2 separate regions of the Homo sapiens genome follow, and region 2 is linked to region 1. The links are chromatin loops, found by intact Hi-C in ENCODE. Cell type or tissue: PC-9. All regions are shown on one strand. Each heading gives the region's core, and the rest is flanking DNA. Links, peaks and the distances in the headings are about the cores only.

Region 1 (11,528 bases), core at 2,365-10,364:
CCCTAGGCCGCCGGCCCTGCCAGGGGCTGTAGGAACAGCAGTGAGGGAGGACGGAGAAGGCAGCCGAGGCAGAGGGACCCCCTCCGGCCGGCTCCTGCAGGGCTATGGCTCCGCGTTGCCACTTGCCTGTCCTCCAGCCCCTGTAGCCTCCATCCCTCGCACAGCGCCCCAGACTGGCAGAGCCCATGCAGCTGCCAGACAGTCCCCGCTTCCCCTCGCAGCCAAGCACACCCTTAGCCCCAGTGTGAGGGTCTGGGACAGCAGACTGACGGGGGCAGGTGGGAAAAGACCACGTGCATGAGGTGTGCATGTGAGTACGTGTGTGTACATGTGTACACACACGTAAGAGACAAGGATATACCCTCAACTCTTACTGTCCCCCGCACCAGACCCTCAGGGGAGGCTCCGGACCCCAGCCTGTGCTCCCAGGTGGATGGTGAGGCTGCTTAGAACAGTCCTCACTCCGGGCAACGCCTGGGGAGGATCCTGGGGCAGGAGAGTCCCTGCCACGTGTGGAGCCCAGAGGAAGGTCTGGGAGGTCCCAGGAGAGGGAGTGATGCCTGGGGCAGGGCAGGGCAGGGTGAGGGGAGGCTGAGGCCGGGAAGCCGAGAAGACCTGGGCAGCTCTGGGGCCCCAGAGGCCTCAGCCTCGGGGAGCTGCCAGGTGCTGGGGAGAGCGTGGGTGCAACCCAACCCTGCCCTGCGCAACGCTCCTCAACCTGTGCCCTGTCACCACCCCAGGCCCTGGGTCCTCCCTACTCTCCCAACCCTCAGGGACCCTCTGTCGGCCCCCAGCCCTAAGGATGGCGCGTGGCTGCCCTCCCTGGCTGCCCGCCACCCCTGGGCTGGAGCTCCAGCCTCTTTCCCACTCCCTCTGGCCCTGTCAGTCATCTGCCTGCTCCTGCTGGCCAGTGGCCTCTTGCCCATGTGCTGAAAGAGCCATTGTTCAGGAGGGGATGGAGGGGAAGGGTCGGCTGGTCAGGCCTGGTTACTGGTCAGACTCCGGCGTGTGCCAGTGGATGGACTCGGCTGTCCCCTGGGGCCAGCTGGGCAGCCCACGGGACCTGGAGGCAGTGTTGGGTGGCTGGGGAGGCCTGAGTGAGCTCAGAGGCCACCTCCCCTCCTCTCAGCACCTTCCTTCCCAGCTGAGCCTGAGGGAGGATGAAGAAGATGCATTTGGCCCCGGTCGGCTGCTGCAGCCTCTTGTCCAGCAGAGACCCTGGGGGGCGGGGGACACACAGGGGCTCCCTGTGCGGCCAAAGAGGCATTGGAGAAGGGACTTCCCTGAGGCAGCCTGATGCCTCTGACTGGCGGCAGCTGGGAGCCCTCCGCTTGAGGACCCGCCGTCACAGCATGGCCCCTGCAGGCCGGGGCTCTAACGTGGTACTACTGTAGGGCTGGCAGGGCCTGGGCGTGGGGACCAGGCAGAGCTGGGGTCCCAGGCCCTGCATGGTGTCCACTAACAGGACACCAGGTAGTCTCCCGAGCCTGCCGACCTCCCTGGCCTCAGCCATAAGATGGGCTGAGAGAGAGTGGAGGCTCTGCGGCGGGATTGGGTGAGGAACATTTGAGCTGGAGGCCAGCCTGGCTCTGTGCGGCCCCGGGAGGCCAGAGGTGCCCCTCCGTCATGTGGAGGAGCTGACTGCAGAGGCCTCCCATCCTGTTCCTCAGGCAGGGGCCCCGTCTGGCACTCCCAGGCCACCCCGGTGCTGGGGGAGTTGCAGGTGGTGGGGTCACCTTGGGGGGGGTACAGCCTGTCCACATCAGCTCTGCTTCCCTCTCTCCCTGCCCCCACAGGCTAGCTTGGCTGAGCCCGATGCTTCTCAAGGTGAGGAGGGCGTCCTTGAAGCCTCCGGCCACCCCACACCAAGGTCTGTGCACCAAGGTCAGGGCTGCGCAGGAAGAGGGGAGGGGTGGCGGGGAGGTTATGGTCTGGAGGGAGGAGGGAGGGCAGGGGAGGGAAATAAAAAGAGATTACATTTTTTAAAAGGTACTCTAGCTGTCTGCTGACACCGCCCCTGGTCTCCATCCGTTTTATAGCCTGATGGGCTTGAGCAGCTGGGCCTCGTCTGTCAGGGGCATGCAAAGGGTGGGGGCTGGGAGCAGAGCCCCCACAGGAGGCCTGGATGGGGGCCACCTCTCCCCGGGCCTGGGTTCCCTCTGGGGTTGCCCAGGCCGGGCAGGGGCGCTCTGTGCAGGTGGGATGGGTGGAGGGAAGCTGGCCCGGGGCGGGCGGCCACTATCTGGGCCCATCTATTCCCCTGACAGGTCAATTTTCTCTCATGTTTTACAGGAGCTTTCAGGGCAGGAAATGTGATCGGGCAGCTGATTTATCTCCTTACCTGGTCTTTGTTCACAGCCTGGCTCCGGCCCCCCACCCTGCTGCAGGGCCCGAGGACGTCTCCCCAGGGGTCCCCACCTCGGTCTCCTTGGGGGGACTGTGCTGAGCCCAGCTGCCTCTGTGAGATGAAGATAAGAAGGCGAAGACATGAAGGGCCTGCCTGGGGGCAGTCTGGCTTTCTTGCAGGGGGGCTGCACCTGGTTCCCTCCTCCCTCTCGCTGGCAGCCTGCGGGGTGGTGAGGATGAAGGGGCTGTGGGGCCGGGGTGCAGGGATTAGAGGGAGGTGACTGCCATCTCTTCCTCCTCATCGTGTTTTTCACCTCTTAAGTCAACTTTAGATTCTCGGACTCAGAGTTCTCTCCTGACGGTGGCAGGGTCCTCAGATCACCGGTGCAGACAGGGCCAGACAGGGCCAATGTGGGGACCCACTCAGCCTGTGGCCTCTGCAGGAGGGAGGTCGGAGGCCTCAGCAGCCACCCCGGCCACCTCCTGAAACAGTGAATGTCCTTCATTTTCAGCTGGCAAGCTCTGATCTTACAACGAGGTATGGAACTGTTCAGAAAACTTTCAGCAGACGTTCGAGGGAAAACAGCTCAGCTTCCCATGCCCCCCACCTCTGCCAGGAGCGACCCCATATCCCCCAAACAGAATTCTGGTAGCCCGGGACCACAGGGTCTTCCTGTGCCTCCCCTGCCAGCTCTGCATGACTTTGTCACGTACTTGAGTGCTGGCTGAGATGATGCTACCGCTACCAAACAGGTGGGAGGCCAGCCCCAGCCCCAGCCCCAGCCCCACCGGGGCCGGAGCTCCCGGTGAAGAAGCGTCTGCCTGGTTCGCAGGTGTCCAGGACACACCAGTCGCCTGACTCCCGGTCAGGCAAACGCACACATCAAGTTCTTGCAAGCCAGGGCTCTGCTGGCATCTTCAAGAGGAGGGAGGGTCCTGGCCCTGACCACAGGGCTCCCTTAACAGGAGGAGTTACAAACTCGGCTTCCTGGGGGGCATCGTGGGGTGTGCTGCCTGCCAGGAGACCCCACTCCTGGTCACGGGGTTCCGTCCCACACAGTGGCAGGAGCCATGCATGATTCTTGGCTGAAGAAGAACCCGCACAGCTATGTGGTCTGCCGCCCAGCAGGGAAGCCCCCACATCAGCCCTAAGGGAACTTCCCAAAGCTCAGCAGGTGCCTCTTCCTGCCATCCGCTAGGTCTTCTCTTGGCCCCTCTCCCAAGCCTTGACCCATAGCTGACACTTCTAGAAAAGTCTTTACCGAGAAACGGACCGGCTGCATGGGTGGTGAGGAGGGCAGTTGCCCAGGGCCTGGCATCAGAGGGGCCTGTGGCTAAGGCTGTCCTGAAATTCTTAATCATTTTACCTCTGAACTTGCGGGTTTTTGTTGTTGTTTTTTGAGGCAGAGTCTTGCTCTGTCACCCAGGCTGGAGTGCAGTGGTGCGATCTTGGCTTACTGCAACTTCCGACTCCCAGGTTCAAGCGATTCTCCTGCCTCAGCCTCCCGAGTAGCTGGGACTACAGAAGTGCACCACCACACCCGGTTAATTTTTGTATTTTTAGTAGAGACGGGGTTTCACCATGTTGGCCAGGCTGATCTCAAACTCCTGATACACCCGCCTCGGCCTCTCAAAGCACTGGGATTACAGGTGTGAGCCACCGCGCCCGGCCCTTTTCCTGCCTCCTAAACAAGTGGCCAGGAATTCTCCTCCTGCACCGGGTCCCCAGATTGTGTGGCAAGCCCTGCAGATGGCACAGGGGACTGGTTCTTCCTCGTGGAAAGCCAGGCCCGGACACCTCTCGGGCATCGCCTGTTGGGGTGACCCTCCCACACCCAGCCTGGAACCCTAGCCAGCTCAGCCTCCGTCCGCTGAGAAATCAAGGTGACCTTGTGGCTCAGCCCTCAGGGGGCACTCACCACACAAGAGTTCCCTTTCAAGACCCCCTGTTCGGGGCTGGGGCCCCCAGGAACGGTTGGGGCACCTTCCTGGGGCCCTGTTTTTCCCCAGGAGCGGGGCCTGGGAGCTGAGGGCGTCTCATCTCCCCACAGGCATCTGCTGCTGCTCCTGGCTGCCACTCACCCCTGTGAGATGCTGAGGGCAGGATACCTGTCTGTGCGGGGCGTGGGAAAAAGGGAGAAAGCCTGGCAGAGGGTTGGGGGCTAAGAAGCAAAGGGCGTGGAAGGGCCACCGTGCACTTTTGAAGTCTCTACTTGCCAGTGGCCACCCCACCTCTCCCTGCCCTCATCCAAGGACGGACAGGCCTGGCAGGTGGACCGGAGCTGTGGGGCAGAAGCATCCCAGGCCTGGCCTCAGAGGAGGGAGGCCATGGTGAAAGTGGAGGCTGTCTGCATCCACCTCCCCAGCCTTTGTCACCGGGACCTCAGCCTGACCCCAGGCCCACCCCAGGCTGCTCACCGAGGTGGGTACCCTGCCCACCGCCAGCTCAGATGCGGTGTGTGGACTCCCTTCTCTCTGGGGGTGAGCGGGAGTTCCCTCCCCTCCACATCAGGAGCTGGGGGAGAGCTGGAGGGCCCTGGGATCCCCTTGACCCTGGTCATCAGCCCCAGCCCTGACAGGCCCTGCGTGTGCCATGTGTGGCCTGGGTTTGGAGCTCAGCACCCTGCGGGAATTCTATTAAATCTCCGATTTTATCTGAAAACTTCACCCACATGTTGCATTGCTCTGTGAGGCGTCTGTGTGTGTCCAGGCAGCAGTAACAACGCTACTAATGCTGGCGGCCATCACAGGAAGCCAGTCCGAACGTCCCCCAAGGGCCTGTTTCACCCTCATGACACCAGGCGTGGCAGAGACGAGGAGCAGAGGCCTGGACCTCTCAGGGTCTCAGCAGGGGGAGGCCGGCCTGTCACGAGTGTTTGATGACCATGGAGAGGAGGTGGTGGAGGTAAGCGTGGCTGCTTCCAGGGGAAGGGCGGGCAGTGCTGGGGGAGGGGTTCTGTATTGATTAAGCACGTACTGTGTGCTAGGTCCTCTGTGGGCTTCATTTAATTTATTGCCACAGCCACGGGAGGGAGGGGTGGTTAGCGCTATATTTCAGATGAGGAAACGAGGCTCCGGTGAAGACACTTGTCTAGTCCTCTGGCTGTGGAAGGTGGGAAAGGGATGTCAACCTGGGCTCGGGAGAGATAAGGAAGCTGAGGCCTAGAGCCTTGTCAGGCCTGGAGCTGCTGTCCTCCCGCTGGGGCAGCACCGCCTGCCTTCATTTAGAGCAGCAGATCCTACAGCACCCGGGTCCTCACCTATCAAAGGCAGACACCATTCCTGACCACGTGATGGCCTGGACGAGACCAGTGTCTGGGTGTCTGGGTGTCTGGGTGTCTGGATGGGAACTGGGAGGGCCCGGCCAGGCCCGGCACATGGTGACTCTGCCTGCCCTTTGCAGCTGAGAGCTGGCCTCTCCTAGACCTCAATGTCCACTGACACCCAGTGCCCCTGCAACCTTCTCTTCCTGCCCCACGAAGGTGGCACTCTCCTGGGGGCCGCTCCAGCCCTCTGCCTGGGGAGCAAGCGGAGGGGCCTGGGACCCCACCTGTGTTCCTGTCTCTATCCCTCCTCAGCTGTCACCAGCTTTAATTACCCCGGCTCCATCCGCCCCGGCCCCTGCGCAGCTGGAGAGCCCCTTGGGCGGGCGCAGGGCCCCTCGCCTGGGCACGCAGCATTCCTGCATTCCTCCCCGGGGCCCACCGACCTGTCCTGCCGGTTGTGGGCAGCTTCCGGGTGCGGGGAGCCCGGCGTGTGTTTGGGGGGGTGCGCAGCTGCTGGATGGGGAGCCTGGAGAGAGCCCGGCTGTGCCCCGGGACTCCCAGCTGCGTTGCCCACATCCCTCTGCCACCCCGCATCACGACCGGAGCCTGGCAAGAAGTCAGTGATTCATCACTCGGGCCCTGGGGGCTGCCTGGAGGGGCTGGGGTGCTTCTAACAGCAGGAAAGGGAAGGCAAGAGAGAACCTTCCACAGTTGGGAGCAGCAAAGCGGCCCAGGAAGCCCCCCAACAGGATGGGACCATCTAAGGTTCCAGCCACCCCAACCCCCCGGAGCAGGGCCCCCAGCCTAGTGGTATGTGGATAAGCCCTGCCTGGGGTGCACCTTCTCGGGGAGACCCTCTGCTCTTTGGGCTACTGTCCTGGGGAGCCTCCCCCTTCCTGGGGCTGGGTGGACCAGCTGCGGAATGGCAGCTCCCCCTGGAGGGGCTGGGGAAGAAGTGGGGCGTGCTGTCCACCAGCTCCTCCCTACCCCGAGGCGCCCCAGATGATCTGCCTCCAGCTCCAAACAGGAGTAGTGGCCACCTGTGAGTTTCTCTGAGGCCCAAGTGGTCACTGCCGGAGCTGCCTGTGTCCCTGTGTCCGGACAGGCTCCTCTCCACCTCTGTGTTTGGGCAGCTCTCCCCTTGTGTCTGGAATTTTTAGAAAACGGAAAAAGTGTAGACAAAAGCAGGCTTTTTATCTCGCTGAATGCTCCAACACCCTCCCTAGTTACACCACGGTAGTGGAAGATTCAGAGGAAGTTTCCTCCTGGTGGCCGTGATTACCATCTGCAGTTCTTGTTCGGGGACATTGCAAAGGTCACATTGTCCGTCCAGCCCCGCCCCGCCCTGACGTTGCTCCCGGAGTGGGGACGGGCTCTGAACCACCCCAGCTCTCAGGGGCCCCGCCCTGGGTAACACACGTCTGCGGTGTTACCCACGACTGCCTGGGACCTGGCCAAGGGCTCCACACACCAAGACCAAGGTGAGGGGAGGTGGTGGGTGGGGACCAGCCCTGCCTCTCTTGGAGACCCCGAGGGTATGGCGCCAGGCCAGCCTGGAGTCGGGTGTGGGGCGGTTAGTGTGAGCATTACGTCTTCTTTTCCCTAAAGTGGCTGAAAATGTCCCCGGGGCCAGTCCCTCAGGGCACCCTGCTGGACTCAATGCAGCAGAAAGAGTTGGGGTGTTTGGCCGGGTGCGGTGGCTCACGTCTGTCATCCCAGCACTTTGGGAGGCTGAGGCGGGCGGATCACCTGAGGTCAGGAGTTGGAGACCAGCCTGGTCAACATGGCGAAACCCCATCTCTACTAAAAATACAAACATTAGCTGGGTGTGGTGGCAGATGCCGGTAATCCCAGCTACTCCGGAGGCTGAAGCAGGAGAATCACTTGAACCCAGGTGGCGGAGGTTGCAGTGAGCTGAGATCTCACCATTGCATTCCAGCCTGGGTAACAAAGTGCGACTCCGTCTCAAAAAAAAAAAAAAAAAAGAGAAAGGGTTGGAGTGTCCCATCCTCAGGGCAGGGGTCAGAGCTGCATCCCTGGGGTGCCCTGAGCTTGGGGGTCATGATAACCTTCACCCTGCATGCAGCCCAGGCCCACACCTAGAAGTCTTGTGGCCTTGAGCACACTGCGTTGCCTCTCTGAGCCTCGGTTTCTCCATCTATAAAATGGAGAGGGTAACAGTGAGAGATTGCTATTGGCTGGCTTCGTTCATTGGGCCCTAAATCAAACAGTGGCTTAAATACCAGAGGCTTGCTCAATGGGTGGTGGGCAGGCAGCCGGGCTGGGGCGGCGCCCCCCCCATCTCCACGGTGTCCCCACCTCTACAGTGCCTCCCCCTCTCCATGGTGCCCCCCCACCACGGCCTCCATCCCTGGGGTCCAGGTTTCATTTGTTCCTCAGCAAATGCTACAGAGCTTTTGTAGGCCCACCAGCAGGAGTGGGGTTGCCAGGCAGTGAGCTAGGGGGTGCTGGGAGGGCCCGAGGGGAGGCAGGGCGCATCCTGCAGGGTGCCTGTGAGGACCTGGGCTGAGGGTGGGTTTGAGCAGAGGCTGACATGGTCTCACCCTCTGGCTGCTGGGTGGGAACAGACCATGGGGAGGCCAGGACGGAAGTGAGGAGAACATGACGATCCCGGAGAGAGATAACCCGGATCGTGGTGGAGACACAGGAAGTGGGGAGAAGTGGTCCAAGCTGTGGATATCTGAACATGGACTCAACAGAATTTCCCGATAGATTGGATGAGGGGTGTGACTGAAAGGGAGAAGTCAAGGATGGTTCCATAGCAACCGCAGGAGCTCCAGCCATTGCATCTGCATTCCAGGCAGCAGGAAGGAGAAAGGAGGGAAGGTAAAAGACTACTGAAAAGCTTTCAGCTGGGGCTGGGCATGGAGGCTCACACCTGTAATCCCAACACTTTGGGAAGCCGAGGCTGGTGGATCACTTGAGCCCAGGAGTCTGAGACCAGCCTGGCCAACATGGCAAAACCCTGTCGCTACAAAAAATACAAGAATTAGCCATGTGCACCTGTGGTCCCAGGTATGATCTCACCACTGTACCTCAGCCTGGGTGACAGAGTGAGACCCTGATTCAGAGAAGGGGGAGGGGAAGAGGAAGGGGAAGGGGAAGGGGGACGGAAGGGGGAAGGGAAGGGGAAGGAGAAAGGGAAAGTGAAGGGGGAGGGGAAGGAGAAAGGGAAGGGGAAGGGGAAGGGGGAGGGGGAGGGGAAGAGGAGTGGAAGGGGAAGGGGGAGAAGGGGAAGGGGAAGGGGGAAGAGAAAGGGAAGGAGGAGGGGGAGGGGGAGGGTCTTTTGGCAAGCCATGAAGTCGGCCCAGCCCTTCTGCTTATATTGCTCAGGTTGTAGTCACAGGACCATGCCCGGTGCTCGTGAGGATGGGGAGGTGATTGCTAGCTGGGAACTGCGCACTCAACAATGACAGGGAGATGCCTCTGGGTGGGGAAGGCAGTGCATGGACGCTGGTCAGCCGGCCACTCCAGGCAGTGGGAAGGTGCTCAGAGGCCCGAGGAGTCAACTCTGGTGGGCGCTGGCTGTGCAGCCGGTGCTGGTGGCCTGAACACGGCAGAGGGCCAGGCCGGGCCTCACTCAAAGGAAGCAGGGAGACAGGAGCGGGGCTGTGGGCTTCTCTCGAGAGCTGCCAGGCAGCCAGGCAGGCTGGGAATGACATTTGCCATGCTGTGCCCCCGGCTCTGGCACTGGGCGGCTCCTGAGGCCCAGGGAGGAGCGTGACCTGCCCACGGGTCCACCATCATCGAATGCGAGTCAGAGTCAGACCAATGCTGTGGCTCCAGGACAATGCCGTGTCCCCTCCTGGGGCTCAAAAAAGCATGACAGGGATTTGGGGGACAGGGGTGTTCACTTCTGCCCTCCAACAGGCTGAGGGGGAGGGTCTGGTTTCTCTGCTCACCTGTGCTGAGACGGTGCTGGGGAGAGGCAGGCGGGAGCCCCAGCCCCCTCCAAGTGTTTGCCAGCCCAGGCTCTGTCCTGTCCAGGCATGTCCTGTCCACCTGCCTCCCTCTAGGGACCGTGGGGGCAGGCCTGGAGCACTGAGCTCAGGGCCCCGAGCCGTCTAGAGGGACAGCTTCCTCACACCATGCACCTGGGCTGAGCTCAAGTCGCTGCAGCCCCTGACCCCCAACTCAGATATCCCTTTGCAGCCCACCTACTACCCAAGAAGCTGCTGTGTAGGGACAGAGCCCACCAGGGCACTGGGGACACGTGGCACAGGCCAGAGAGCTCCTGAGGCCTGGGAGGCTGCCATGTTGGGTCCCAGATGGACACACCCCAGTACGCCCAGTCTCAGGGCCTGAGCCACCCACTGGTTCTAGAATTCTCTCAGGAGAAGAGAGCCCCTCACGGCCCCCTTCATCACAGGCTGCGCGGCCTCAGCCTGGCCAGCCCCGAGACCCTTCTAGCTTGCGGATCCCCCTCCTGCTCCCCCGACCCTGACTCTCCCAGAGTGGACTGGCCAGGTCTGGGTCTGGTCTGCGGGCAGGAGCCCTGCCCAGGCGGCCCCCAGGGCCGGCCCTCCTCTCCCCGACTCCATGCACGTCTATAAACGCCCTGCACAACCCAGGGCCTTTGCCCGTGCATCCTCTGCCCGGGCGCCCTCTACACCATCTGCTGAACCCGGGTGTGCTCTCTGGGCCCCTCTGCAGGTGCCTCCTCTGCTCCTTTGGGAAAGCCCCACCTGTCTTGAGGTCCCCCACACCTGTGCTTCCCAGCACCTCGGAGACCCCAGAACCACTGAACAAAGAACACTGGGGTCCTGGGCTGCCACATGGAGGACCCCAGGGTGGCAGGCTCACAACAGCACAGGTGTCCTCCTACAGCTCCCAGGGCCGGGAGCCTGAAACCAAGGTGTCCACAGGGCCCTGCTGCCCCCAGAGGCTCTGGGCAGAGCCCTTCCGCCTTTCCAGCTCCCCCTGGTTCCCGTGCTCCTCGGCCTGTGGCCCCATCACTCTGGCCTCTGCCTTCATCTCATGTGAGTTTCTCCTCCTCTTCCATCCCTTATAAGGATGAGGGTCGTTGGGCTTAGGGCCCCCTGGGATGATCCGGGATGACCTCATCTCCAGATAACCTCTCCATGACAGCTGCAAAGACCCTTGCTCCAATTCTGAGATTCTGAGATTCTGGTTGGACATCACATATTGGAGGCCACCATTCCACCCACTACACAAAGAAACCCTCCCCTCCAGAACCCCTTTCCCTGTCCGACCAGCCCTTTGCAGCTTTCACACCCCCTGACAAATTTGGTTCTGTTCCCTTATTCTACCCCCTGCCCTAGGCCGAGATCCCTGAAGCGGGCCCAGCTCCGTTCACTGCTCCCCCGGCCTCCTGCTGTTTCCCACACGCAGCCATGGTACAGGGCAGCTCATCCCACCACCTCCCCAACCGCAGCCTCCAGGGATGTACACCCTGCCTCAGGGGCTGTGCCTGGGCCCTGGCTGGTGGAGGGCACAGCCGTCAGGGAAGGCCCTCAGCTGCAGGATGCCGTGCCTCAGAGACCAACCAGGCCCTCGAAGGCACTGTGGCCGGCCCAGATGTCAGCAGCTCCAGCAATTAGGCTGGGACAGATGGTGCCTGGTGACACAAGGGGACTGTGGGGGCCACAGGGGACCCTGCTCACCTGGACCTACCGTGGAGGCCAGGGAGGGAGATGGACTCGAAGGGCGGAAGGGCCCAGAGAAGGCACATTTGCAGAGCAGCGGCCGCATTTCCAGAGCTCGGGAGCCCAACAGGAATCCCGTCTGGCCATGGGACCACCGCCCTTGGGGCTGGGGGATGCCGCAGGGGACGGCAGAGGGCAGACAGGCCAGGAAAAGGGGAGGGCAGAGGGCAGACAGGCCAGGAAGAGCGCCTGCAAGTGCCCAAGGAAGGGACCAAACCCAGGCCCCTGG
Region 2 (11,528 bases), core at 1,256-9,255, 55 kb before region 1:
CTAGCATGTGCCTGACCCCATAGGGCACTGCAGTTTCCATCCAGATGTGTCTGTCCCTGGCTCCAGTAGGTTCCCGGGCACCCTGAGGATTTTTTTTTTTTTTTTTCAGATAGAGTCTCGCTCTGTCACCAGACTGGAGTGCAGTGGCACAATCTCGGCTCACCACAACCTCCGCTTCCCGGGTTTAAGTGATTCTCCTGCTCAGCCTCCCGAGTAGCTGGGATTACAGGTATGTGCCACCATCCCCGGCTAATTTTTGTATTTTTAGTAGAGACGGGGTTTCACCATGTTGGCCAGGCTGGTCTTGAACTCCTGACCTCAGGTGATCTACCCACCTTGGCCTCCCAAAGTGCTGGGATTACAGGCATGAGCCACCGCGCCTGGCCAACCCTGAGGATCTTTGCTCTGGGACCCAGCCTTGAGAGGGTTTGTTTTGAAGGAGAAGGTTTAGAAAACAGGAGAGGAGCCTTGAGGAAAAGAAAGGGTAAGAGGCTTGAGGGTCGGAGGCCAGGCAGGCTCTGGGGTGTCAGGGACCAGGGGCCCAGGAACTGAGGCTCAGCGACTTCCCCAGGTATCTAGAGCGAGGCTCCCCAGGAGCAGGGCTAGAGGCTCTGTCTGCAACAGGTCCCGGGACCCCACAGGAAACCACCTTCTCCCAGATCTGCCTGTGCCCTTGGGTGACCAGGTAGCTCCCGGCCCTGCTGAGCCTCATTTGAAAATCAGACTTGGCCAGGAGGGGTGGCTCACGCCTGTTATCCCAGCACTGTGGAGGCCAAAGCAGGCAGATCATGAGGTCAGGAGTTCAAGACCAGCCTGGCCAAGATGGTGAAACCCTGTCTCTACTAAAAATACAAAAATTAGCCAGGCGTGGTGGCAGGTGCCTGTAGTCCCAGCTACTCAGGAGGCTGAGGCAGAAGAATCACCTGAACCTGGGTGGTGGAAGTTGTGGTGAGCTGAGATCGCCATTGCACTCCAGCCTGGGCGACAGAGTGAGACTGTCTCAAAAAAAAAAAGAAAATCAGACTAAGCCGGGCACGGTGGCACATGCCTGTAATCCCAGCATTTTGAGAGACCGAGGCAGGAGGATTGCTTGAGCTTAGAAGTTCAAGACCAGCTTGGGCAATGTAATGCCCCCATCTCTACAAAATAAAAACAAAAAATTATCTGAGTGTGGTGGCACGTACCTGTAGTTCCAGCTATTCCAGAGGCTGAGGCGGGAGGACCGCTTGAGCCCAGGAGGTTGAGGCAGCATTAAACGCTGATCTCACCATAGCAGTCCAGCCTGGACAACAGAGTGAGACCCTATCTCAAAAAAACAAAGAAAGAAGAAAATTGGACTCACATGAGTCTCTCTCAGGGGGTGCCTGGGAGAATGAGGGGGTCATCGGTGCCCAGCAGTGACCGGGAGCAGGGCCAGCCATGAGGAGGCACTGGCGGCCACCACGCCAGGGTCAAAGAAGGGCTCACTGAGGTCCACCAGGCCCATGCTGGGGACCACAAGACACACCCTCTGGGCATTTCTCTTGTGTTTTGTGTGTCCTCGCCAAGTCGGCCGAGGGACCCCCATCTGGATGCGAGCTCCTCGACGGCCCGTTTCTCTGGAGCCTTCTCATCCGGCCCCCCAGGGTTTCTGTGAAGGCAGATCATGGCCGGGAAGCTCCAGAGCAAGGCTGTGCATGTGAAGAGCCAGCCCAGAAAGGGCTCACAGCTGCCCCAGGACCTCCAAGCCTCCTGGTCTCCCCAGAGAAGGCCTGGGGGCGCGAGGGACCTTGGGCTCTGGCGAGGGTCCTCTGCCACCCCTCTGTACCCTGCCTCCCCGCTAAGGCTGCCATGGGCCCACTGGGCACAGAGAGCAGAGCTGCCCCTGGACCTTGGGGCTCTGTGCTCCCTGTCCACCCCCAGCAGGGCACCGGTGCATCACAGAGCTCCAGCCTGAGCCTGCGTCCAACATGGAGAAGGAAGTCCCAGAGCCTTGGTCGGTGGGACCCAGGGCCCACCCTTCCTGCACCACCTCGTTCTGCAGACCTACACACTGGGACACCATCACGAGCCCTGAACTCCAGAGCAGACCCAGCAGGGCCGGGAGCGCAGAGCCTGGACAGCGGCCACCTGGTTCTCCCGATGCTGCTCAGTGAAGGCAGCAGCAGGACCAGATCAGTCCCACCTGAGAACGGCCACCGGGGCCGTCTGTTGAAAGGTGGCTTGGACGGGCGTGGTGGCTCACGCCTGTAATCCCAGCACTTTGGGAGGCCAAGGAGGGTGGATCACTTGAGGTCAGGAGTTGGAGACTAGCCTGGGCCAACATGGTGAAACCCCATCTCTACTAAAAATACAAAAATTAGCCAGGCGTGGTGGTGCACGCCTGTAATCCCAGCTACTAGGAAGGCTGAGGCAGGAGAATTGCTTAAACCCGGGAGGCGAGATCGCGCCGCTGCACTCCATCCAGTCTGGGTGACAGAGCGAGATTCCATCTCCAAAAAAAAAAAAAAAAAAGGAGGCTGGGCACGGGGGCTCACGCCTGTAATCCCAGCACTTTGGGAGGCTGAGGCGGGCAGATCATGAGGTGAGGAGATGGAGACCATCCTGGCCAACACGGTGAAACCCCGTCTCTACTAAAAATAGAAAAAATTAGCCAGGCGTGGTGGCGGGCGCCTGTAGTCCCAGCTACTCAGGAGGTTGAGGCAGGAGAATGGCATGAACCTGGGAGGCGGAGCTTGCAGGGAGCTGAGATCGCACCACTGCACTCCAGCCTGGGTGACAGAGTGAGAGTCCGTCTCAAAAAAAAAAAAAAGAAAGAAAGAAAGGTGAGCCCTGGGCTGTCCTGCTAGGTAATCCCACCAGCCCTGAGGCAGCCACCATGATGCTGCTGTCCAAATGAGCACCAGAGGTCCCTCGTCCAAGGCCCCCCAGCTGTGGACAGAGCCCAGGCAGCCTGACTCAAACACTGCACCTGCTGGCTTTGGGGTTGCCACGTGGGAAAGTGCCACACGAGGTGGGCGGGGCCTCCCCAGGGGTGCAGTCTGGGACCAATGGCCTGGCCGGCTGGTCTCTGCATGGTCCACGCGCTCGGCTGCACTTGGTTCTGAGGTCTCAAATACACATCGATGCCTCAGTGGTGGTTTCCACCACCTTCCTTCTTACCACCACCCGCTCCTCGTTGTGGGCCCTGGACTCGAGGCCAGTTGGGGAAGCCTGGGCTTGGGGAAAGGGGCATTGTGGGGGTGTCTAGGTGTCCTAGCGTCCAGATGTCCAGGCTCCAAGTGTTCAGACGCCTGGGTTCCCAGGTGTCCAGACGTCCAGGTCCTGCTTGGACTGTCACCTCCTTCCGGGACATAGACCCTGCATTCATAGAGTGGGGGCCCCATGAACCTCCAGCTTCTGATTGACATCTAATTTCCAGATGAGGTCATCCTGAACTTAGGCTGGGCCCTAAATCCGATGACACTTAGGCATCGGAGAAAGGGAAAGCCAGAGGATGACTGAGACCCAGAGCGGAGAAGGCGCGTGGAGGTGGAGGCAGAGGCTGGAGCCATGCGGGGCTGCAAGTCCAGGAGCACCTGTGGCCCCCAGAAGCTGGAAGAGACCAGGAAGGATTCCCCCAACCCCGCCTCCCCGGGCGCCTCCAGAGGGAACACGGCCCTCAGGCACCTTGATTCTGGACTTGCGGCCTCCAGGCCTGTGAGAGAATGGAATTTTGTTGTTTTACATGAACAACTTTGTAGAAATTTGTGACAGCAGTTTAGGAAGGTAAAACAACACTGCTTTTACACCTCAAAGGCATAGAAGGTTATACAGTGCAGGGACCCTCCAGGCACCATTCCCCTCCCATCTGGTTTTAGCAAAGTCCCACACACAGCATGGGGGTGGCACCTCACCTTTGTCCCGGAGCAGCACCTAGAAAGTCTTTAACCACTTGTCCACGTAATCTCCTTCTTCTCGATGGCTACCAGGCTGCATGGCCTCGGCTCACCTCTCCCTTACCCAGCCGCCCCCTCCCAGGCATTTAGCCTGTGTCCAGCCCCAGGAGCCGCCGGCACCTTCCCACAAATGTCCTGCCTCTACATCGTGGCACCCTGGTGGGACTCGGTGGTGGGAGAGATCCCTGGAAGTAGAATTGCTGGGTGAAGAGCATTTTATTGGTTGAGGGTGGCTGGATGAGTCTCTCCAGCAGTCACAGGCACCTCCCTTCCCACCCCCAGCTGGACGACTTCACAGGAAGGACTGAAGAACGGGGGGCCTGCAGCCCAGGGCAGGCCTGGCTGTGGCACCTGGCACACGGGGTTTCCTGTGGGGCTGGCACTCACCACAGCCCCTGCCCACGGGTTGGAGCGCTCTGGCAGCAGGACTCTGTGGCCATGAAGGCGGGAGGGAGGGCTTGGCTCGCTCCCCAGGCGTGTTGATGGACACGCAATTAACCTGCCTGTGGTTATGTTGGCACTGAACTGGAACAGGAAGTTAGCATATAAACCAGAGCCTTTCAAGTTATGACAAATTCATCAAACAAATGAACCCGTGAGCACAGAGGGCGGTGTGCGTCCAGCCTCTGTGCGCTCCGGTGGAGATAAGCGTCCACTCTGCTGGGAGGACCAAGGCCCTTTCCAGCCTTTCCCCTGAGCTCCAGGCCCGTGTCTTTCTGGCCCCAAACAGAACCATGCCCGGGGCAGAGACGGGGGCTGGTCTGGAGCAGACACAGGCAGGTGGTCACGTCCCACCAGTGACTCCACACATCTCTCTGGGCCTCAATTTCCCCAGCTCTCTGGGGAGAGGCCGCTTCCATGATTGGCCCGGCAATGTCTGATTTCCCTTCTGAGTTCCAGACGCCAGCTTTGACCCAGTCCTGCTAAAACCCGACAGCATCCCAGCTGACCCTGCTGTGAGAGCAGCTTCCAGAGCCGGTTCCCTCCTGGGGCGGCGTGCTTAGCAACACCCAGGGGGCAGCCCTCCCTGGCCTCCGTGCCAGCCTGTGCTCAGCGATGGTGCTTATCGGGCCGGGGAGTGTCCTTTAAGTCAGGGGTCCCCAACCCCTGGGCCACGGACCTGTTGGTGTCCTGTTAGGAACCGGACTGCACGTCAGCAAGTGAGCTGCGGGTGAGTAAGCGTCCCCGCCTGAGCTCCGCCTCCCGTCAGATCAGCGGTGGCGTTGGATTCTCATAGGCGCGGAACCTGAGAACCCTATTGTGAACTGCGTGTGTGAGGGATCTGGGCTGCACCCTTCTTATGAGACTCTAATGCCTGATGATCTGAGGTGAAACAGTTTCATCCCGAAACCACCACCACCCTCACTGCCCATGGAAAGATTGCCTTTCACGAAACCCATCCTGGGTGCCAAACAGGTTGGGGACCGCTGCTTTAAGTTGTAAGCCCAGCACAGGTTTCTAAATGGCCCCACGCTGCGGCAGAGCTGGGACGGCGGCCTCCAGGCAGGGGCGCCTGCAGGTGCCCGTTCAGGTGGGGGCCTCTGGTCAACCCCTTCACTGGATATGAAGGAACTGAGCCTGGGAGCTCTTGGCTCTCACTCAGGGTTACTCAGCTCACACTGCGGGCAGCGCTGGGACTGGGGGAAGCCCCCTCGCAGACCTCCTGGGCAGCCCAGGAAGAGCCGCTCTGGCCTTCCCAGCCTGTTGGACCCGAGACCTCAGGCCACTGCGGTGCTGAGGTCAGAAGAAGCAAGACAGGAGCCTCTCTTGGGGCTGAGGCTGGAGGCTGGTGGTGTCGTGAAAGGGTCCCCAAGCCAGTGTCCCCTAGCTGTCACGAGGTGAGGGGGTATCATCCCTGGGCAGGGCTCCTGCACCCCTGCCCTGTCCTGTGTCTGTGGCGCTGCCAGCAGCCCCTCCTGTCCCCAACACAGCCCCTGTCCTGGCTGCCCCCGTGCAGGTCCAGGCCCCTCCCTGGCTGTTGAACTCAGACACCACACCCAGGTGTCTGGGATTGATGGTGCAGGAGGAAGCACCTTGGGCCTGTTACAGATGCGGTTCCACCCGCTGTGGACCGGCCCTGGGTCCCCCCAAGAGGTACACTGAAGTCCTGATCCCCAGCGCCTGAGACTGCGGCCTTATTTGGAAACAGGGTCTTTGCAGATGTGACCGAGTGAAGATGAGAGAACCTGCCTGCGGCTGTGTTGGCAGCTGAACTGGAAGAGAATTTCGTTTTATTACCAAGGCCCTGATCCAGTGACTCTCATCCTTATAGAGGGACATTTTCACACAGGGACACTTGGAGGGGAGAGAAGGCTGCGTGAAGATGGAGTCAGAGATGGGAGTGGCGTCCACAAGGGTCGCTGGGAGCCACCAGGAGCTGGGGGAGAGGCCTGGGCCAGGTTCTCCTGCAGAGCCTCAGACAGAACCAGCCCTGCCGACATCTTGGCCTCAGGCTTCAGGCCTCTAGAGCCACAAGAAAATGAATTTCTGTTGTGGTTTTTTTGGTTTTTTGGAGACGGAGTCTCGCTCTGTCACCCAGGCTGGAGTGCAATGGCGCAATCTCAGCTCACCACAACCTCCTTCCCAGGTTCAAGTGATTCTCCTGCTTCAGCCTCCTGAGCAGCTGGGATTACAGGCATACGCCACCACGCGCAGCTCATTTTTTGTATGTCTAGTAGAGATGGGGTTTCTCCATGTTGGTCAGGCTGGTCACGAACTCTTGACCTCAGGTGATCCACCCGACTCGGCCTCCCAAAGTGCTGGGATTATAGGCGTGAGCCACCTCGTCCGGCCAAATTTCTGTTGTTTGAAGCCCTCAGTTTGTGGTGGTTTGGTACGGCAGCCGCAGGACATGCATACGACCCCCTCCCGTTTTCCCTTCCCTTCCCTTTAGTAGGAGCCAAGGAACCAGCTAGCACCTTGCATGGTGGGAGGAGAGATAGGAGGTCGGGGAGCAAGGCATGCGATCAGGGGAGCAGGGAGGAGGCATCCTGGGGAGGTGGAGCCGCTTCTTCCCATGGGCGAGGGGGGTCACAAAGAAGGAGGCGCCTGGCTGTGTTGGTCAGTGGGGATGAGGGTCCTAACCAGACATGGAAAGGAGGAGGCTGGAGTCAGCTCTCTGGTGCTGGACTACAGTTACAGTATTGGTGCGAATGCGTGTGGCTTTTCTTTTTCTTTTTTTTTTGAGACGGAGTCTTACTGTGTCACTCAGGCTATAGTGCAATGGCGTGATCTCAGCTCACTGCAACCTCCGCCTCCCGATTCAAGAGATTCTCCTGCCTCAGTCTCCTGAGTAGCTGGGATTACAGGCATGCGCCACCACGCCCAGCTAATTTTTGGATTTTTAGTAGAGGCGGGGTTTCACCACGTTGGCCAGGGCTGGTCTCAAACTCCTGACCTTGTGATCTGCCTGCCTCGTCCTCCCAAAGTTCTGGGATTACAGTTATGAGCCACTGCACCCAGTCTCTCTCTCTCTCTTTTTTTTTTAAGGGTCTCACTCTTGTTGCCCATGCTGGGGTGCAGTGGCAGGATCAAGGCTCACTGTAACCTCCAACTCCTGGGCTCAACTGATCCTCCCTCCTCAGCCTCCTGAGTGGCTTGGACTACAAGCATGAGCCACCATGCCCGGCTTCATGCTTTTTCATATAGTAGATGGATATAGCGAGGTAGAGGCGTGTGTGTGTGTGTGTGTGTGCACAGTTCCTAGCTCTGCCTGTCAGAAGGACCCAGAAACAATGAAGTCTCAGTAGTCATGTGCACACCCGGTGCCCTGCCCAGATCTAAATTCCGTTTCCCACTAACAGGAACAGGGGTTCTTTGGAGAGAAGGCTACATCCAGGGCTGGGGCAGGGAATGTTTGAGATGAGCCTGGGATATCCTGTTGTGCCAGAAAGTCAGGAAGCACCCAAGGAAACAGGCTGGGCGTGGTGGCTCATGCCTGTAATCCCAGCACTTTGGGAGGCCAAGGTGGGAAGATTGCTTGAGCCCAGGAATTTGAGAACAGCCTAGCCAACATGGCAAAACCCCGTCTCTACAAACAAACACACACAGAAAATTAGCTGAGCACGGTCTGTATTAGTCTGTTATTACGCTGCTAATAAAGACATACCTGAGTCTGGGTAACTTATAAAGGAAAGAGGTTTAATGGACTCACAGTTCCACATGGCTGGGGAGGCCTCACAATCGTGGTGGAAGGTGAAGGAGGAGCAAAGTCTCGTCTCACATGGAGGCAGGCAGAGAGCGTGTGCAGGGGAACTCCCCTTTATAAAACCATCAGATCTCGTGAGACTTATTTACTACCTCATGAAAACAGCACAGGAAAGACCCAACCCCATGATTCAATTCCTCCCACTGGGTCCTTCCCTCCATGCAGGGGAATTATGGGAACTACAATTCAAGATGAGATTTGCGTGGGGACACAGCCAAACCATATCAGTGTCACATGTCTGTGGTCCCAGGTACTCGGGAGGCTGAAGCAGGAGGATCGCTTGAGCTGGGGCAGTCGAGGCTGCAATGAGCCAAGACTGCACCACTGCACTCCAGCCTGGGCAACAGAGTGAGACCATCTTAAAATAAATAAATAAAAGAGGCCGGGTGCGGTGGCTCACGCCTGCAATCCCAGCACTTTGGGAGGCCGAGGCGGGTGGATCATGAAGTCAGGAGATCGAGACGATCCTGGCTAACACGGTGAAACCCCATCTCTACTAAAAATATAAAAAATTAGCTGGGCGTGGTGGTGGGTGCCTGTAGTCCCAGCTACTCGGGAGGCTGAGGCAGAAGAATGGTGTGAAGCCGGGAGGCGGAGCTTGCAGCGAGCCGAGATCGTGCCACTGCACTCCAGCCTGGGCAACGCACCTCAAAAAATAAAAATAAATAAAAATAAAAAATAAATAAATAAATAAAAGATGGAGATGTGTCAAAAGGCAAGAGATGGCTCAAGGGGCTTCCCTCTGGCGAAACCTAGAAAAATTTATACATAAATGGGGGGTGCAGCAGAAGGAATAATGGAATTAGAAAACTTCCATTTGGCATGGCTGGGCATGGTGGCTCACACCTGTAATCCCAGCACTTTTGGAGGCTGAGGCAGGTGGGATCAGCTGAGGTCAGTAGTTAGAGACCAGCCTGGCTAACATGGTGACACCCTGTCTCTACTAAAAATACAAAAAATTAGCTGGACATGGTGGTAGGCACCTGTAATCCCAGTGGCTCAGGAGGCTGAGGCAGGAGAATCACTTGAACCCGGGAGGCAGAGGTTGCAGTGAGCCGAGACTATGCCACTGTACTCCATCCTGGGTGACAAAAGTGAAAGTCCATCTCAAAAAAAAAAAAAGTGGGCCTGGCACGGTGGCTCACGCCTGTAATCCCAGCACTTTGGGAGGCAGAGGTGGGCAGATTACAAGGTCAGGAGTTAGAGACCAGCCTGGCTAATATGGTGAAACCCTGTCTCTACTAAAAATACAAAAAATTAGCCGGGGGTGGTGACGGCGCCTGTAGTCCCAGCTACTCAGAAGGCTGAGGCAGGAGAATCGCTTGAACCAGGAGGCAGAGGTTGCAGTGAGCCGAGATCGCGCCACTGCACTCCAGCCTGGGCCACAGAGCAAGACTCCGTAAAAAAAAAAAACAAAACAAACAAGCAAAAAAACAAAAACAGAGAATTTAAAAAGGTGGTAAAATATGAACGCTTGGCGATTCTGGGTGACTGGGATCTAGCAGCTCTTTGTACAATTCTAACCACTTTTTTGTAAGTTGGAAGTCATTCAAAAGCATGAAGCTACAAATAACAAAACCCTGTTTAGGTATGAAAAGACAAAGTACAGACTGGAAGAAGATTTCTGTAAACCACAGATATCAAACCAAGGGCTAGTATCTAAAATATGTAAAGAATGCTTAAAGCTCAAAGGTGAAAAAACAAACAATTCAATTGGAAAGTGAGCTAAAGACATGAACAGACATTTCACTAGAGAGGTTATACAGATGGCAAATAAGCACGTGAAAAGATGTTCAACATCATCAGTGGTCAGGAAAATGCAAACTAAAAAACACAGTGAGATACCAGCACACGCCTATCAGGATGGTTAAAGTAAAAAATAGTCATGAAACCAAATGTTGGCAAGGATGTGGAGAAACCGAATTACTTGTGTGTTACTGGTGGGAATGTAAAATGACACAACCTCTCCAGAAGATAGTTTGGCAGTTTCTTTAAAAATTAAACATATTGGAGAAACCCCATCTCTACTAAAAATACAAAAATTAGCACGGCATGGTGGTGCATGCCTGTAATCCCAGCTACTCAGGAGGCTGAGAAAGGAGAATCACTTGAACTTGGGAGGCGAAGGTTGTAGTGAGTGGAGATCGCGCCACTGCACTGCAGCCTGGGTGACGGAGTGAGACTTCATCTCAAAAAAAAAAAAAAAAAAAAAAATTAAACTTGTAACTACTAAACAGCCCTGCAATTGTATTCCTAGGCATTTGTCCCAGAGCAAAGATTTATGTTCACACAAAATCCTGAACATCAATGTACACAGCAGCTCTGTTCATAAGAGCTGAAAGCAGAAAGAACCCAGATGCCTTTCAGTGGGTGAATGGTCAAAGACACTGTGGTACCTCCACACCCTGGAATATCACTCAACAAAGAAATGAATGAGCTCTTGGCCAGGCACGGTGCCTCACGCCTGTAATCCCAGCACTTTGGGAGGCCGAGGCGGGCGGATCATTTAAGGTCAGGAGTTCGAGACCAGCCTGGCCAATATGGCAAAACCCCATCTCTACTAAAACTACAAAAATTAGCCGGGTGTGGTGGTGGGTGCCTGTAGTCCCAGCTACTTGGGAGGCTGAGGCAGGAGAATCACTTGAACCCGGGAGACAGAGGTTGCAGTGAGCTGAGATAGCGCCACTGCATTCCAGCCTGGGTGACAGAGTGACACTCTGTTTCAAAAAGAAAGAGAGAAAGAGAGAGAGAGAGGAAGGGAATGAGGGAGGGAGGGAAGGAGGAAGGAAGGAAGGAAGGAAGGAAGGAAGGAAGGAAGGAAGGAAGGAAGGAAGGGGCTCTTGACACCGCAGCCCGGATGGATTTCCAGAGAATTATGCTAAGAGAAAACAGCCCATCCCACCACGGGGCTCAGGAGAGGATGGAGGGCTGGTGGGTGTGGCTGTAAACAGGTGACACCGAGACCCTTGTGGCGATGGAAAGCCTGGGTGTCTTGGCGATCCCTATGCCAGTATCCTCGCTATCCTTGCTGGGGCATTGTAGTACAGTTCTGCAAGATGTTACCATTGGGGGAAATGGGGAAAAGGGTATGTGGGATCACTGTGTTAGTTCTATTTTTTTTTTTTTTTTGAGACGGAGTTTCACTCTTGTTGCCCAGGCTGGAGTGCAGTGGTGCAATCTCGGCTCACCGCAACCTCCGCCTCCCAGGTTCAAGCGATTCTCCTGCCTCAGCCTCCTGAGTAGCTGGGATTAGAGGCACGTGCCACCACGCCCAGCTAATTTTGTATTTTCAGTAGAGATGGGGTTTCTCCATGTTGGTCAGGCTGGTCTCAAACTCTCGACCTCAGGTGATCCTCCCGCCTTGGCCTCCCAAAGTGCTGGGATTACAGGCATGAGCCACCATG

Evidence for each region. A loop is a pair of places that touch in the nucleus more often than their neighbours do. Peaks named below come from ENCODE experiments on the same cell type or tissue, not always from the same donor. Only the 100,000 strongest peaks of a DNase experiment are listed, where the experiment ranks them.
Region 2: it touches region 1 in a loop (4-fold over the local background); 5 of 110 quality-filtered maps call a loop at or near these places.

What each region holds. Positions count from the first base shown.
Region 1 is chr17:81,304,750-81,316,277 of GRCh38, reverse strand. It overlaps LINC00482 (long intergenic non-protein coding RNA 482), which reads left to right and starts at 7,030. Exons shown (of 4, transcript NR_038080.1): 1 at 7,030-7,093; 2 at 8,434-8,648; 3 at 10,461-10,612; 4 at 10,916-11,528. TMEM105 (TMEM105 long non-coding RNA) reads left to right here. Exons shown (of 3, transcript NR_165247.1): 2 at 1,797-1,870; 3 at 2,293-5,013. RefSeq lists an enhancer at 6,607-6,666. In PC-9, for the core only: CTCF peaks have their summits at 6,646 and 6,846 (motif pointing left); a DNase peak (open chromatin) is centred at 6,917; H3K4me3 peaks cover 1,079 bases; H3K27ac peaks cover 1,054 bases.
Region 2 is chr17:81,358,864-81,370,391 of GRCh38, reverse strand. No RefSeq gene overlaps it. Among named protein-coding and RNA genes, the nearest start is that of RENO1, 19 kb to the right of the region's middle. RefSeq lists enhancers at 3,778-4,363, 4,364-4,951. In PC-9, for the core only: no CTCF peak of the experiment used is centred there; DNase peaks (open chromatin) are centred at 4,471 and 5,131; H3K4me3 peaks cover 1,242 bases; H3K27ac peaks cover 624 bases.